2 separate regions of the Homo sapiens genome follow, and region 2 is linked to region 1. A link is a loop called in an ENCODE intact Hi-C map of the cell type or tissue named here. Cell type or tissue: Calu3. All regions are shown on one strand. Each heading gives the region's core, and the rest is flanking DNA. Links, peaks and the distances in the headings are about the cores only.

Region 1 (2,915 bases), core at 88-2,587:
GCTTGAACCTGGGAGACAGAGGTTGCAGTGAGCCAAGATCGCACCACTGCAGTCCAGCCTGGGCAACAAGAGTGAAATTCCATCTCAAAAAAAAAAAAAGAAAAGAAAAGTCCCTCTCCCCTTGACTTGGCTTCCAGTGAGCAGGCAGGGTCTGGCTCCTCTTCGCATTTTGTTTGACTGGGATGGTTTGGAAATATTTAACTAATTTACACCACTAAAATATTGGGCCGGGCACAGTGGCTCATGCCTGTAATCCCAGCACTTTGGGAGCCGAGGTGGGCGGATCATCTGAGGTCAGCAGTTCAAGACCAGTCTGGCCCACATGGCGAAACCCCGTCTCTACTAAAAATACAAAAATAGCCATGTGTGGTGGCACACGCCTGTAAATCCAGCTATTTGGTAGGCAGTGAGCATGCCACTGCATTCCAGCCTGGGAGACAGAGCGACACTTTGTCTCAAAAAAAAAAAAAAAAGAAAGAAAGAAAAGAAAGAAGGAAAGGAAAGAAAGAAAGAAAGAAAGAAAGAAAGAAAGAAAGAAAGAAAGAAAGAAAAGAAAGAAGGAAAGAAAAGAAAAAGAAAGAAAGAAAGAAAAGAAAGAAGGAAAGAAAAGAAAGAAAGAAAGAAAGAAAAAGAAAGAAAGAAAGGAAAGAAAGAAAAGAAAGAAAGAAAAGAAAAAGAAAAAGAAAAAATTGGAAGACAATCTCACACTGACATGAAAGCCCCGACTTTCTTGGAAAATAGGAAGATGTGGTATCCTCACATGTAGCGATCAGCCGAGGCTGAGCAAGAACCAATCACCTTTACTTTGACGCACTCCCCACCATGTGCTATCATCTCCCTCTACTAAAGCCAAAGTCCAGGTGCGATTTGTCGGAATACTTGCCCAGTTGTTTTCCTTACACAAATCCACTTCCCTCATTTGCCGTAACTGCCTTGACCATGCAGAGGTTTGATTCAGGGGCACTGGACCTACCAAACAAAAGATATCGGATGTCTCTCTTTTTGGCTCATCAGCAGAGGTCAAGCTCCCTTGAGAAAGAAAAGGAAACCAAAGCCCAAGGGCTCCCCCTGCTGGACCCAGTGAGCTCAGCATTTTTGGCACATTACAGACGTTAAACTTGAAGAGACACATTCCCAAAGTATTAATGCGCAAGGCCAAGCCTCCAACGGAAATGTACAACAAAAAAAAAAAAAGAAGAAGAAGAAGGAAAATAAAATAGAATAAGACTTCTTGTCTCTGCTCGGACATGAGAAGAACTTCGAAGTTGTCACTTTTGTTCTTACAACAAGAAAAGGCTGAACAAACTGAGAATCAACAGCTTTTCTTAGACACGTCTAAAGAACTGCAGTAACACAGTGAATTACCATCCCCAAGTCTGGAGACACTGGCAAATCCAGAGAGTTACTAATGAGATCCATTTACACAGGGCAGAAGCTGCTGGAGTCACTAACTGGTGAAGACATTTGCATGGTAATTCTGACAAGTTGCTGCAGGCTGGGTAACAATTAGCTCAAGAATGATAAATTTCTACAGGTGTCAGTCTTAGGAGTCCCCACACTTTCGTGGATTTTACCTCCAGTAACTCTACCAGTGAAGAGCCCAGAAAGGCCCCCTAGCCCATAGCCCTGGTAGGGAGAAGGAAGAGTAACTGTTGTTAAGTATACCCAGAGCATTCTCCCCAACACAGGCCTATTCTCCAGGGATAAAGAATTTATTGGTACCTTCTCCCACCTGGAAGAAGGGATTTCTCCTGGCCGGGCATGGTGGCTCGTGCCTGTAATCCTAGCACTTTGGGAGGCTGAGTTGAGAGGAACACTGGAGGCCAGGAGTTCAAGACCAGCCCGGTCAGCATGGCAAGAAACCCCATCTCAAAAAAAAGAAGGAGAAGGAGGAACGAGGAGGAGGAGATTTTCTCCTGAATCCAGCACGGCACATTCTAGACTTCCTGTCTCACCTGAAATGAATGGAGAGAAGCTGAGAATCACTTGTGAATGCCATAACCCAGAGGCACAGGTCCCCTAAAAGACGGATATTTAATCGCAGCGTGTTTAATAATGACTTGCAAAGCTATACAGACCCTAATTCCTAGAACCTGTGAATGTGACCTGTGGCAAGAGAGACTTTGATGGTGTGATTAAGATTCTCAAGATGGGGAGATCATTTTGAATTACCTAAGTGGACCTTCAATGTAATTGCAAGGGTCCTTAAAAGACAGGCAGCAGGGCTGGGCGCAGTGGCTCATACCTGTAATCCCAGCACTTTGAGAGGCTGAGGCGGGAGGATCACGAGGTCTAGAGATCGAGACCATCCTGGCCAACATGGTGAAATCCTGTCTCTACTAAAAATACAAAAATTAGCTGGGCGTGGTGGCACGCACCTGTAGTCCCAGCTACTCAGGAGGCTGAGGCTGAGGAATCGTTTGAACCTGGGAGGCAGAGGTTGCAGTGAGCCTAGACTGTGCCACTGCACTCCAGCCTGGCGACAGAGTGAGACTCCGTCTCAAAAAAAAAAAAAAAAAGAAAAAGAAAATCTTCATCCCTTCCCAAGACAAAGCACGAATATTCCTCCCCTTGCTCTTAACGTTCAGCCCCTTCAAGAATGATACCCTATATCTGTAACTTCCCAGTTCTCAGGAGCTGAGAAGTTGATTTGTAAGCCCAGCTCCCACTTCCCCAATCCTGTAGCTGTTGAATGAAGCCTGCACTGCTCAATACTCACTGTTGGTTTCACATATTAGCTTCATGACTTGGAACAGGAAACAGTCCCCTTTCTAGGGTGACCAGGACCCCCAGTAACAAGATGGGTCTAGGAAGGAAAAGCACTGTGCACTCCCAGGCCCCAGCACCTGGGCTCCTGATTTGGGGAAGAATTGACTTCTTTAAATTATCAGATGTTCTGATCAGGCACGGGGGCT
Region 2 (2,915 bases), core at 117-2,616, 260 kb before region 1:
AGGAAAATCATAATCAATTCCTTTTTTTTTTTTTTTTTTTTTGAGATTGAGTCTTGATCTATCGCCTAGGCTGGAGTGCAGTGGCCCAATCTCGGCTTACTGCAACCTCTACCTCCCAGGTTCAAACAGTTATCCTGCCTCAGTCTTCCAAGTAGCTGGGATTACAGGTGCCTGCCACCATGGCTGGCTAATTTATGTATTTTTAGTAGAGATGGGGTTTCACCATGTTGGCCAGGCTGGTCTCGAACTCCTGACTGTTGGGGTGATCAGACCCAACACTAGACTGTGGGGGCTATGAAGTCCGGCGGAGTCAAAGGAATGAGAAAAGACAAGAGTGCATAAGATGGGTCCAGGGGACCAATGCTAGTATGGAGGCTGCGAAGGCCGCAAGCTCTGGAAGCCCGCACTGTTTATTGGTGATCAAACAAAGAAGCAGGTAGTGAGGATGTGGGGGTTGAAAGAAAGTGGTGCATCAAGCGCATGATTTACAGCTGTGACAGTTTAGCATTTTCTTTGACGCATATGGAACATGTTCTGCTACTTGAGATAATGGGAAACATGTTCTTCTAGTTTAAGATACACTTGATCTATGAGCCTGGGAATGCTAGAAGCAAGGAGCCGGCAAGTCTAGACACATTCCAGAGGCCACGAGGGGTTTCATGCTCTGAGCCCTGGATTCCATCCAAGCCATGAGGGGTTTTATGCCCTGGGCTTAGATTACGGTGCCGCAGGGCAGCCTTCCACCCTTTAGCACAGAGCTTGGTGTTCCAAAGACCACAAGGGCTTTTAGACCCTGGACCCCGGCATGTTCCAAGACTCTTTATATTATGTCAGACTAGCAAGCCCTGCCTCAGCTTTTTTCTCACTACTTAGCTTTTCTCCAACATGACCCCCTTTTCTTTTTTGTAAAACCACCACAGCTATCATTGCTTGTTCTCGATGGTGGCTTTCTCTCCAGAGGTGGCTTCCGCATCTGCAGACTAAAAGGAGACAGCACAAGCACATAATTATTAGAACAGGATTTCCAAGTGTAGAGTTTTCAATGGCCTTAATCCGTTTAAGAGGATTGATTGCAGACAACCCATTGGCTGTCTTGTTCAAATTATCAGTTCCAGGGAGCAGGGCTAAGTGAGTCTGAGAGGCTTCAAAATCCTGCTCTTTTAGTTTTACAATTTAGAGGGTGAGATTTTCCTCTCTACCCTCTAGATGGCGTTTAACCTTCTTCCATCAGTGTTCTGTCTCATTGTAACTGAGGAGTAACACAAAAGTCAGATGTATTCCAGTCACATTGCATTTGAATTCTACTTTCTAAATTCATAATACGATCTCCCATCCAAATCTCTGTCTGACGGAGATCATTAATTTGGTTAACTATTTTTTTTTTATCTATTTGAGCTTGGGAGTTCCATAATTTTGTGGAATTCTTTTGCCACTTATTGACAAATTCAGCAGTTTTCACAGATGAATGTACAGCCACACCGGCTATTGCAGCGGTAGTAGTAACAGCAATGAGGCCAATTATAGCAAAGAAAAGAGCAACTATAAATCTTTGGGATAAGAGTTTTTTAAGGATTTAGTTACAATACGAATGGATGATGATGCCTCCCATGGTCTATTTAGAGACACATAGGGATCCAAACTCCTTCTCTGGCTTTAATTATCAGGATAGTCTGATTTTTATTAAAAGTTGGTAACATTTCCTGTTGCTAGCATAAAAGATGGCCGAACACAGCTTTGAATCCAAAAGGTCCTGTTGGAAAGAAAAGAGAGAGCATATTTATTTTTACCTCCCTCCCCTCTATACCTTTTATATGTACCCTCCCAACTTTTGATTGAACTTTCAGCCATAGCTAATTTCCATAATTCAGAATGTTCCTGTCTTATGGCAGGAGATATCATTTTTGGACTAGGGGCAACAATGCCAGCAGGACTCTATATGATAGGGGCATTAGCTTCCGTCCGAACATACTGTGTATGATTCCTTTGCCAGCGATTCCTCTGGTTTACTACATTTGTTCTACAAGAAGGCCTTCCGGTGCAATTTTCCTTAAAGATCCCCTTAGGGGACTAATCAATGGTGATTCCATAGGAATTATTTTGTAGCACCTCAGCCTTACTTGCTATACAATCTTCCCAAGTTCAAGCATCCACACCTTCAAACCAAACTTTGCTTCGCTCACATTCACGCTTATTAGGATGGAACTTCAGGGTTTTAGGATTGGAATAATTATATTTTAAACTACTCCCCCAAATCATATGCAAAGCAGCCTGTGATTTATTTTTTCCGGGGACTACTGCCAACCAAGCTTGTGTGTCAATCTGTAAGCATCCAACAACAGGTCCCAGGCATATGGGGGATATTTATATCCTATAGATATATTCATTTTATCATCCCTTCCTCATTAGGATGCATTGGCCCTTATTCAGAATGGAGTCGTTCTGGTTTGAATGCTTCTTACATATTTCCACTTTCCCTTTTACAAGAGGATCCTTAATCCTAAGGCTTGCAGAAGGATGAAGGTCCGTCTTCTGCAACTTCTTCATGCTGAATAGGGGTGATGATATTCCTGCCTAACTATTAGGGTCTCTTGTATTCAGGTAGAGAGGAGCTCAGTCAGAAAGCATTGGTCCGTTAAGCATCTATTGTACCTCTGAATCCCAGCAAAAGGTACAACCTTGGTGTTCCAGCAGTTTTTCAGCTTCCTGTGTGGTTTTTCTTGATCTGTCCCCATGTTATGGGGGTGGATGTCAGCATGACTCCGGTCGGTCCTCGTTCCGTCTTCGCATTCAGACTCAACTGGCTCATGGCTTGTACTGGGGGAACCAGGTCCACGGTTGGGATCCATGGATCTCTCCAGTCTCCCATTCCATGGTCGTACACATCTTGAGGGCATCCGCACGGTTTGTTCATCTCC

The links. Peaks named below come from ENCODE experiments on the same cell type or tissue, not always from the same donor. Only the 100,000 strongest peaks of a DNase experiment are listed, where the experiment ranks them.
Region 2: a loop joins it to region 1, with 12 times the contacts of the local background. A loop is called at or near these places in 6 of 110 quality-filtered maps.

The regions. Positions count from the first base shown.
Region 1 is chr19:51,656,066-51,658,980 of GRCh38, forward strand. No RefSeq gene overlaps it. Among named protein-coding and RNA genes, the nearest start is that of SIGLEC14, 11 kb to the left of the region's middle. RefSeq lists an enhancer at 1,044-1,153. In Calu3, for the core only: a CTCF peak has its summit at 1,056 (motif pointing left); a DNase peak (open chromatin) is centred at 1,066.
Region 2 is chr19:51,397,083-51,399,997 of GRCh38, forward strand. It overlaps the pseudogene NIFKP6. Among named protein-coding and RNA genes, the nearest start is that of C19orf84, 7.9 kb to the left of the region's middle. In Calu3, for the core only: a CTCF peak has its summit at 1,196; no DNase peak of the experiment used is centred there.